2 separate regions of the Homo sapiens genome follow, and region 1 is linked to region 2. The links are chromatin loops, found by intact Hi-C in ENCODE. Cell type or tissue: endothelial cell of umbilical vein. All regions are shown on one strand. Each heading gives the region's core, and the rest is flanking DNA. Links, peaks and the distances in the headings are about the cores only. Region 1 holds the start of LOC124902221 (a long non-coding RNA gene). Region 2 has its middle 81 kb from the start of ERCC6L2.

Evidence for each region. A loop is a pair of places that touch in the nucleus more often than their neighbours do. Peaks named below come from ENCODE experiments on the same cell type or tissue, not always from the same donor. Only the 100,000 strongest peaks of a DNase experiment are listed, where the experiment ranks them.
Region 1: it touches region 2 in a loop (4-fold over the local background); 4 of 110 quality-filtered maps call a loop at or near these places.

What each region holds. Positions count from the first base shown.
Region 1 is chr9:95,850,002-95,855,389 of GRCh38, reverse strand. It overlaps ERCC6L2-AS1 (ERCC6L2 antisense RNA 1), which reads left to right. Exons shown (of 3, transcript NR_023390.1): 2 at 5,098-5,163. It overlaps LOC124902221 (a long non-coding RNA gene), which reads right to left and starts at 3,093. Exons shown (of 3, transcript XR_007061680.1): 1 at 2,978-3,093; 2 at 2,211-2,330; 3 at 1,604-1,992. RefSeq lists an enhancer at 2,469-2,763. In endothelial cell of umbilical vein, for the core only: no CTCF peak of the experiment used is centred there; DNase peaks (open chromatin) are centred at 629 and 2,629; H3K27ac peaks cover 1,856 bases.
Region 2 is chr9:95,791,783-95,797,170 of GRCh38, reverse strand. No RefSeq gene overlaps it. Among named protein-coding and RNA genes, the nearest start is that of ERCC6L2, 81 kb to the left of the region's middle. In endothelial cell of umbilical vein, for the core only: no CTCF peak of the experiment used is centred there; a DNase peak (open chromatin) is centred at 2,810; H3K27ac peaks cover 1,805 bases.

The DNA of each region.
Region 1 (5,388 bases), core at 83-5,082, 58 kb before region 2:
AGCAAATATTGTACAGAAATAGTCAAATCAGTCACAAATAAAAATTCAGCTTTCATTTTATCTTAAGAATTTAAAGGACCAACTTATCAATGGTAATCAATTTGTAATTAGTTTAATTTACAATCACTCTGAAACCCTCAAACATCACTTTTTCAGATATAGCTTGGATTAATTAAAAATTTCACACTTGTCTAGAGACTATTCTACTTCATGTTACTGCACATTCTAGAATTAGCATACAGATTTCTCTCACACTTGGTACACTAAATAATTTAGTTATTTTTATAAATTGCATTAATTTCTAGGTTTTTCTAAAATACATTATTACCCTAGAAGTAGATAACCAGATGTTTAAAGTTTCAGACTTTAACTGCCTATCAGTAGAAAAGAATATATTTAATTAAAAATCTCCAAAGAGATAATCCTAAGGAAAAAAAGACAGCATATTGGCAGGAAAAGAGTAATTTTGAGTGTAGTACACCACATTCTAAATGAAAAATTTTGGATGACTTACAAGAATCCAGAGAGATTGAATCTGAATGGTGTGATTCAGATGGTAAATATGTGCTATGCATTTACTAAGAAGTCATAAAGTACAGGAGAGAGGTCTCACTTAGAGGCACTTATATTTTATAAAATCAGAAAGACTTTAGTTTATTGAATAAGGTCAAGTCTTATTTACATGCAACGATAGAAAAGCCAACATAAGTGGCTATAACTAGGATCAAATATTTAAGATGCAGCTAAAGGACTTCAACTTACAGTTCATGACAAATACACAGGAGATGAACCAGCTATAGGACACTATGAAGAAATAAACATATTTGAGACATGATACAAAACAATGGTCCTGGATGCTTTAAAAATTCAATGCCAAAGAAAAGAAGATGTGTTGGGGCATGAGGGTGCTACTGAGAACACTGTTGCACTAAAAGAGATTAAAAGAAATACAGAAACAAAATGCAATATACAAACCTGGATTTAAAACAAAACCCAGCCATTCAACACATGCTTAAATATATATCTGAGGAACAAATGAGAAAATTTGTACATGATCTGGGTATAAGATAATATTATAATAATTGCTAATTTTCTTGGATGTGTTAGTAGTATTGTGATCATGTAGTGGAATGCCCTATTTTTAGGAGATGACCCTGAAATATTTAGGGAAGAATATCATGAAGTCTGTTGCTTATTTTGATATAGGTTCAGCAAACAACATACACACACAAGTGCACACACCCACTTATCTGGCAAAATGTTAACAATTGTTGAATCTAAATGGTAGGTGTCTAAGTGATATGAGTGTTCATTGTATTTTTCTTCTGAATTTTCTATATGTTAGAAAATGTTCATAATAAAACATTGGAAAAAATAAAAATTATTAAAGTTTTTGTAGTAAAAGACAGGTCCTTTTAGAATTTTGAAAAAAGGATCTTAAGGAATTATCTTTATTTAAGAAACAGAGCTAAACTTAAGAATAAGATAGCACTGTTTATAAAGAATGCCATTAGCCTATTCCTAAATAAAATGCCAGGCAAATAATGATAATTATTCTTAAGACATAGGCAATTGGCCTTACAATACCAATTATCTGTGTTTCTAACTATCCTGCATCCTCTCAGGGTAAATAAGGATGTTAATAGCTTACAGCACTATACCACTGTAAGCTCATAGAGGTCAGTATATTATAAATTATTTTCAGTGTTATAGGCATCCAACCTTTACACAAATGTCAGAAAGGAGGCAGATGAAATTCTGACTTAGTATAAAATCTAACAATCTTTGTAAGCAGAATGGTTGAATCAATATTTTTCCATTTAGCTAACATAGCACATGAATTAGTTGAATTTACCTGAGTAAGTGTGGAGCTCACTGAGATTGTGACTTGGCATCGCTGGAATATTGCAGTAAGTGCAAAATGCTTCCCAAAGGATGCTGCTTTTTCACAGCCGAGGCTGGAGAAACCAACTTAGTAGCAAATTGGTCTACCTGTTAAACAAGAAAATGAAACATGGAGCAGAAGAAATGTCTGTCAGTGTTATAGACTAGAGCTCCTGTAACAGCCAACCCCTTCTCAAGGTCCTAGATGATCCCAGTGGGCCTCAAAACCCACCATGGGTGATGTGCAGAGTGCCTCAGGGCAGTTAGGACTAGAAGACCTGGCATGCACGGCAGTCTAACAGGAAGGAGTTTAGTTTTCTATTTACCTGCAACTGAATATAGATTTCCACCTTGCATGCAAAAGCCCGCTTTTCAGTCAGCGGCATTCAGAGATCTGATGCTGGATAACAGCTTCTTCGAAGGAATGTTCTTATTTTTTTGAAAATCTGAAACACAAGAAAAGTATTATTCTTGGGCACCAAATAAAGACCTGGTAAAAATCCTTATTGCCACAGAAAGTCATCATCTTCTAACATTGTGAGAGATAGAACTTGGAGGCAGCAAACACTCTGCAATAATACATCAACATTCAGATCTCTTTGAAAGAAAGTTTCCCATTATAGACTTGGCTACTTGTTATACTCTAGGTGAAGACCACCTGGAGGGAAATGTCTACACAGCGACTCATTTCTTCTACTAGAAGATGTCAAAAGTAGAAGCTGCTTAGTCATAGCAAGATTGCTGTCACCAGTGAACATGTCAACTGAGTCATACAAGGAACGTCTAAAATGGACTTCTCAGAAGTTGAAAATGTTGCTTCTCTTGATTAGTAGCGCAGGAAGGGGAGAAATAGGTATTCCTTGATTAATGGGCAAACACACCATTTCCCAGAGACTCAGACAGTTGGAGAAACCCATGAATGAATAAGTCAGAGAGGAAAAAAAATAGTGCCGATATAAAGAACCGTTTATTTTCTCCTTGTTTCCATGAAGAGTGCCTTTTTGTTTGCAGATCCTCACTACTGCAGCAACCCAGAGAATAGAGGAAATTATGCCAATAGCTAAAGCAAAACTTGAAGATTTCTTTAAAGTACCTAATTATGGTTTTAAAAAATTCTCCATCTCGATTTGCTGGAAGTTGAGACCCAGGTCTTTTGCAAGCTTGTGAAGTGAAAGAAATTTCTAACAACCTTCCCTGGACCAAACCATTCTCTCCAATCTCCGTCCCTTCCTGTCTTTTCATTGCTGGTCATGCCTCCTTTGTGTACATTCAGGCTCATGATTCTCTGATTCTCTGCCAGAACATACCTCTTCTCTCAAGGGCCTGCTAAATGGCTTGATACTCTGGCCAGTAAACAATTTGAAACCCTCCATTTGTATGCTTATGGACAATTGGGATTTCAGTTTAAAAAATAAAGCATATTTTTAAAGTGAATTCTATTTTGTGATGTGGCTGTTGATTTCGTTTTAAAATTAGAGACGAGGACCAGGCTGAAAGACAAGCTGAGGGAAAGACTATGCCGTGCAGCAAAGTGCACAAAACTTAAGTGTATACAGCTTGGTGAATTTTTGGATATGAATCCACCTGTGTAACCACCATCTGGAGCAAAATATTGAACATTTTAAGCATCCCAGAAGATTCTATCATGCTTCCTCCTAGCTCTAACCTCCTTCCGCCTAAAGGTAATCATGATCCTGATTTCTATCACCAGGGATTCATTTCACCTGTTCTTAAACTTTATGTGAATGAAACAACACAAGATGTACTCTCTTGTGTCTTATGTGTGTGAGATACACTCATGTTGTTACATGCAGCTGTGGTTTGTTCTTTTTCATTGCTATGGAGTATTCCATTATATGCAAATTCTTCCATTTCCATTCTGTTGCTTTGGTTCTTACAAAATATGTCATTTCATGGGCATGTGCACTTTAAAAAAACAGACTTTATAGGTCGGGCGTGGTGGCTCATGCCTGTAATCCCAACACTTTGGGAGGCTGAGGCGGGCGGATCACGAGGTCAGGAGATCGACACCATCCTGGCTAACACGGTGAAACCCCATCTCTACTAAAAATACAAAAAAATTAGCTGGGCGTGGTGGTGGGTGCCTGTAGTCCCAGCTACTCGGGAGGCTGAGGCAGGAGAATGGCGTGAACCTGGAAGGCAGAGGTTGCAGTGAGCCGTGATTGCACCACTGCACTCTAGCCTGGGCAACAGAGCGAGACTCAGTCTCAAAAAAAAAAAAAAATAGACTTTATAGAGCAGTTATAGGTTCACAGCAAAATTAATCAGAAAGTACAGAGTTTCTATCAACTCCCTGGCTCCACAAACATACAGCCTCCGCCACTATCAACATCCCCCTACGGAGTACTACATTTGTTACGATCGATAAACCTTTATTGACACATTGTTATCACCCAAATTGACCCCTTTCATTATGAAATGCCCTTCCAAAATCCCTAACAACTCCTGTGCTCTGAACTCTTCTCTTTCTGAAGTTAATATCATTATTCCTGCTTTCTATTAGTGTTGGCACAGTATATCTTTCTCCATCCATTTACTTTTAATATATGTGTCTTTATATTTAATGTGGGTTTCTTGTAGAGAACATATAGCTGGGTCTTGTTTTTTGATGTACTCTGACAATCTGTCTTCTAGTTGGTGCATTTAACCATTGACATTTAAAGTAATTATTGATATAGTTGGATTAATATCTACAATATTTATTACTGTTTTCTATCAATTGCCTTTGTTTTTTGTTTTTATTTTTAAATTCCATTCCTTTTCTGCCTTTGGAGGTCATAATTGATAATTTTAGATTATTCCGTTTTCTCTCCTTTCTAAGATACTTTTTTTGTTGCTTTTTTTAGTAGTTGCCTTAGAGTTTGCAAAATACATTTACAACTAATCTAAGTCACCTTTCAAATAACGCTATATCCCTTCATAGGTAGTACAAGTACTTTACAACAAAAAAAACTTATTCCTCCCTCCTGTCCCTTGTATCATTGTTGTCATTCATTTCACTTATCCATAAGCACATACACATATATGTATTCGTATACATATATGTAAGCATGCATAATCAAATGCATTGTTGCCACTATTATTTTGAAGAAACTGTTTTCTGTTAGATCAATTAAGAATAATTGTTTAAGTTTTCTAAATGTTTAAAATTTTCCTTCACTTATTCCTTCTCCAATACTTTTCTTTCTACAGATCCCAGTTTCTGACCTGTAGCATAGTCCCTCTCTCTGAAGAACTTCCTGTAATATTTTTTGCTAGGTGAGTCTGTTGGCAATAAATTCACTCAATTTTTGTTTGTCTGAGAAAGTCTGTATTTCTTCTTCACTTTTGAAGAATAGTTTTGCAGAGTAGAGAGCTCTAGGTTGGTGGCTATTTTTTTTTTTTTTTTCTTGAGACGGAGTCTTGCTCTGTCGCCCAGGCTGGAGTGCAGTGGCGCAATCTCGGCTCACTGCAAGCTTCACCTGCCGGGTTCACGCCTTTCTC
Region 2 (5,388 bases), core at 114-5,113:
GATTGCACCACTGCACTCCAGCCTGGGCCACAGAGTGAGACTCCGTCTCAAAAAAAAAAAAAAAAAAAAGTAAAAGTTACCATGAACTAGAGCAAAAGAGAAATGGGGGAGTTATTGCTTAATTGCCACAGAGTTTGTTTTGGATAATGAGAAACTTTGAAAAAGGATAGGGGTGATGGTGGCACCACAGCATGAATGTAGTTAATGCCGCTTAATTGTACAGTTGAAATGCTCAAAAAGGCAAATTTATGTTATATATATTTTACCACATAACAAAATAAAATAGTTAAGAAAAAGATTTAGTAGTGGTTACCTTCAAAAGCAATGAAAGAGTGAGATTTCTCTTTTGAGAAACCCCTCCTGCACTGTTTGAACTTTTATCACATATATGTGTACTTTTTAAAAGTCAGCAAGATCATCTGTATGTGAAATTGTGAGTTGGTTTTATCTTCTTAGATATGATTTCCCTTATTTTAAAAAAATCTATATGTTAAAAAACATCATTTTCTAGCAGTTTTCTGTTTCTAGAAGTAGAGACATCTTTTGAGCAAATTTTGCTTTGGTAAAATGACCAGAATGGGTGCCTTGAAAACATGTATAAAACAAGCGGCCGCTCATTAATCTTAGGGAAATCTAATCTTAATTATAGCTAATCGTAATTCAAGTCTTTCATTTACAGAGTTTGTTGTTTAGTTTATTAATTGTGGTGTAATTTTGAGTAGTACTATACTCTTGCAGATTTAGAGGGTATTTTTCTCCTAAATTCGAATTAAGGTTTGTGCTTCCTGGGAGATGTGTGTGTGTGTGTGTGTGTGTGCATATGCACGTGTGTCTGGTCCTCTGTACACATATGCTCCACTCTTGCCTTATGCGGGAGGAGATGTTGAACAGGAGCTGGGCAGGGCCTCTCACAGCACACCAGGGAGCATTATGCCAGTGCCTACACCTGGCGCTGGAGCACACCACCGATGCTCCAAACTGCTGGAAATGTGCCATTGTTTGCTGTGACTGCGTAAATGGGCCACAGACTAGCAAGAGACTGGATGAAGAGAAGCAAATCCCCTTCTGTCTCTGGGATTGAGAGCCTTGGCCTAGACCCAGGTCAGGGGGAACTGGTCAGGGGTGTGCCTTTTGATTGGAGGTATATTGACCTCTGTAATCTGCTCATCAGTTTTTATGTATCATGGCTTAGCCCCTCGACAACTTCTTTTTTTCTTTTATCTTTTTGTAAGGCAAGGTTTCTCTCTGTTGTCCAGGCTGGAGCGCAGTGGCATGATCACAGCTCACTGCAATCCCAAACTCCTGAGCTCAAGCAATCCTTCCACTTCAATCTCCCAAGTAGGTAGGACTCCAGCCTAGCAGTTACAGCTGCCTGATTTCTTTCTTTGTATTTTTTGTAGACACAGGGTCACACTATGTTGCCCAGACTGGTCTCAGACTCATGGCCTCAAGGGGTCCTCTTGCCTCGGCCTCCCCAAGTTTTGGGATTACAAGTGTGAGCCACTCTACCCAGCCTCAACTTCTTTTTAAGTGTTTTTCTATTTTCCCCACCATGAGGATTTTTTTTTTTTCATAATGCTGAAGCCCAGGAACTAATCTAGGAAAAAATAATTGTTCCCCTTTCCTTTCCTCACACCTTTTCTTTCTTTTCTATTTTTTTTTTTTTTTTTTTGAGACAGAGTCTTACTCTTGTTGCCCAGGCTGGAGTGTAGTGGCGCAATTTCAGCTCACTGCAACCTCTGCCTCCCGGGTTCAAGCAATTCCCCTGCCTCAGCCTCCTGAGTAGCTGGGATTATAGGCAAGCGCCGCCACACCCGGCTAATTTTTGTGTTCTTAGTAGAGACAGAATTTCATTGCATTAGCCAGGATGGTCTAGATCTCCTAACCTGGTGATCCGCCCACCTCAGCCTCCCAAAGTGCTGGGATTACAGGCGCGAGCCACTGCGACTGACCTCCTCACACCTTTTCAATCTTTCTCTCCCCATTCTCTTTATTCGAAAACATGAAAATCCACCATCAAGGATGGCAAAGACAGAATCACCCCACAGGACTGAGGTGGAGGCAAAGTAGAATGCCGCTTTGGTCTGGACTAGAGAGGAGACTGGGAATATCCCACATGAACGGACCTCATCTCTATGATGTTGACATAGTGTATAGTTCTTCTAACATAGCCTTTAATAAGCAGCACAAGTATCTTCTTGCCTTTTCTCCCTCTGGACGGTAAGCTCCTGGAGGCCAGGGACTTGTCCAGAGCTGTTTCTCCAATACCTGGCAGAGTTCATGGCGGACAAATGGGCATTCAAACATTGGCTGCATAAGTATTTCATGTTTCAAAAGAAAGTGACTTCTCTAGTTGTAATGGCCATCCAATCAGATGATGCAAGGGGAAATGATAACCGTTTTAAAGACCCAGAAATATAACACAGTTTTCAAAAAGACATTTCTTAAAGAAACAAAGTATGAGTAGGATATCATCTCAATTTTCTAGTGGTGTTAGAGTCACTTCCCTGAACAAGAAATGAGAGCAATGATGCAAATGAAATATGATTACAAACACATTGAATTCAAAATGTAGTGGTTCCTAGGATATCATGTGCAGATTCCCAATTTCAACATGTGTTGTTTAAATAAACGACAAAAGATCAGATCTTTTGTGACTAAACATTTATAGCACTGTATATTTTACATCTTATCTTCCCACAGCTCCCTCTTCATACTAGTTTGTTTTTATTGGACCACCAGCAGCAAATTCCTGCCATTTTATAACCTTATGACATTATTGTCATTGCTTTTAGCACAGGCACTGCTACATCTGTTAGTAAAAAAACTAAAAGTATTCTCTCATGAGTCACTAAAACACAATTGCCAAAACCAATTAAACTCGTGCCAAATATGACAAGTCACCAGAAGACTTTTAGCAATTTACAATGTTTTTGCTGGGAAAAGGAAATAAAGAAAAGAGAGAGGTACATTTGCATAACACTTTTTTTTTTCTTTTTTGCTAGTGAGCTTCAAAAGTTATAATCACTGAAATTTAGTAATGCTGACTACATCACTTTCTTCTGGTGTTTTTTACACTATCGTCCAGAGTTGATCATTAAAATTCTCGGTGGTTGGTCCTTCCCATCTCCACACTGCAAAATATTCCTATTCTTCCTGAGCTGGAGGTACTCACCAAAGATGAATGAACAAAGTATAGAAGAAGCAATGGCTGGATTTTAGGTTGAATAATCAAAGGATGGCCAGATATTTAACAAGCAATAAGGTAAACCAGCAGTGAAATTCTGCATATAAACCTGCCTGGGGATAGGAAATTTAGCTCAAATAAAGGCTAGGGATAGAGTTAAAAAGTGCCAACAGGAGAGGTATTTTCCTATCCTCACCTCAGCCAGTTCAAGATGAGTAACACATTGGCAGGACTTGGATACAGGACATCTCACTACATGTAAGCTTTAAGAGAAAAGAGTGTAAATTTATTACAGTGTGGAAAGTACAGGATTAACTAGACTACTCAATTGGCCTTATATCTTACCACCTAGATCTTTGCAGACTCATCCAGCAGAGAACTGAAGCAATTATTTCAACAAAACTGAGGCCCCAATATTTTTTTCCAAAATATTCTAAAAGTAGAGGAAAATATGTACTTAGTTAGACAATCAGTTGCACTATCCACATTTCAAATCCTGCATACATAAGTGTGGCTACTGGCTACCCTGCTGGACAGCACAGATACAGAACATTTCCATCACTGCAGAAATTTCTACTGAATAGTACTAATCAAAAGGATTTGGGGCCACAGTGGCTCATGCCTGTAAACCCAGCACTTTGGGAGGCTGAGGCAGGAGGATCACTTGAGCCCAGGAGAAGGAGGCTGCAGTGAACTATGATTGTGCAACTGCACTCTGGCCTGGGTGGCAGTGTGAGACCCAATCACATGAAAAAGAGGATTTGGGTCACTGAAAAGACAATAGAGAAGGAAAAATTCTTGGCTATTTCAACCTGTAAGAGGTGAGGAGAGTGAGAGAAGCCTGAAGATTTAGGAGTGTACAGAAAGGAAGGGGGAAATCAGGAGTATCAGAAGTCAAGGGAGAAAAAATTTCAAAAGACAGTAAAGAAACAAGAATGCCGCAGACATAAGTGAGACAGTCATTGAAGAGTACCATTGAACTTGGTCATAAGAAGATCATCCATGGCCTTCGAAAGACTCCAGATCACAGTGAGTTCAAAAATCAATGGGAGGGTATGAATTGGAACTGATGAGTATAGACAGTCTTCTAAGAAATTTAACTTTGTAAATAATTGCGAGAGTAACACTGCGCCTGGCACATCCTCTGTGTGTCATCTCCGAATCTGAAGTGTCCCTAACAAGGTGGCTTCTGCATCTCACGGCTTCATGTGGACCTAGAGATCTTATGAAAGTATCATGGAGCAAGATTGTCATAAATAGCCCCATAGCCCCACCTTGTTCCTTTGTGGTAACTTAAGCACTGGGAGGGTCAAACTCACTAAGTGTTCATATGTGGGTCTTATAAACTAAAAGATTTTTTTTTCATTTTTGGTAGCAACGAAACGAAAATAATTCAGCTAACTTTTTCACTTCAATGGAAAGGGGCACCTCACTGGTGGGAAGACAAAAGGTTATCATATTTTGCTTATTTTCCCCTTGTATTAAAGAAATAATTTTATTGGGTTTTTGTTGTTGTTGTTGTTGTTTTGAAACGGAGCCTCACTCTGTCGCCCAGGCTGGAGTGCAGTGGCATAATCTCGGCTCACTGCAACCTCCACCTCCCGGGTTCAAGCAATTCTCTTGCCTCAGCCTCTCAAGTAGCAGGGACTACAGGCACCCGCCACCACACCTGGCTAATTTTTGTATTTTTAGTAGAGACGGGGTTTCACCATATTGGCCAGGCTGATCTTGAACTCCTGACCTTGTGATCTGCCTGCCTCAGTCTCTCAAAGTGATGAGATTACAGGCATGAGCCACCGCGCCCGGTCCGATTTTAGTGTTTTATTTAATATTACAAAAGAAATACATTCTCATATAAAAAGACTTAGAAAACTCATATGAGCCAAAAGAAGAAGTTAAAATTACCCATTATATCTGTTTGTGTGCTTCAGCTCCAGGAGAAAGAAGCCCTGGCTTAAGCAATACAGACTACTACATAACAAGGAGTCCAGGGCCAGGTGGGTGGGTTTCAGGGCTGGTTTTTCCAGTGGTTCATTGATGTCATTAAAAATCCAGATTTATTTCATCTCTCTGATCTGCCGTCTTCAGTGTGGTTTTAACATCAACCCATTGGCTCTTACAATGGTGACAACAGTAGTTCAAGGTGTTACAACAAGACATAACCACATTGAAAGGAAAAAGAGAGACTTCCTCATCTCTTT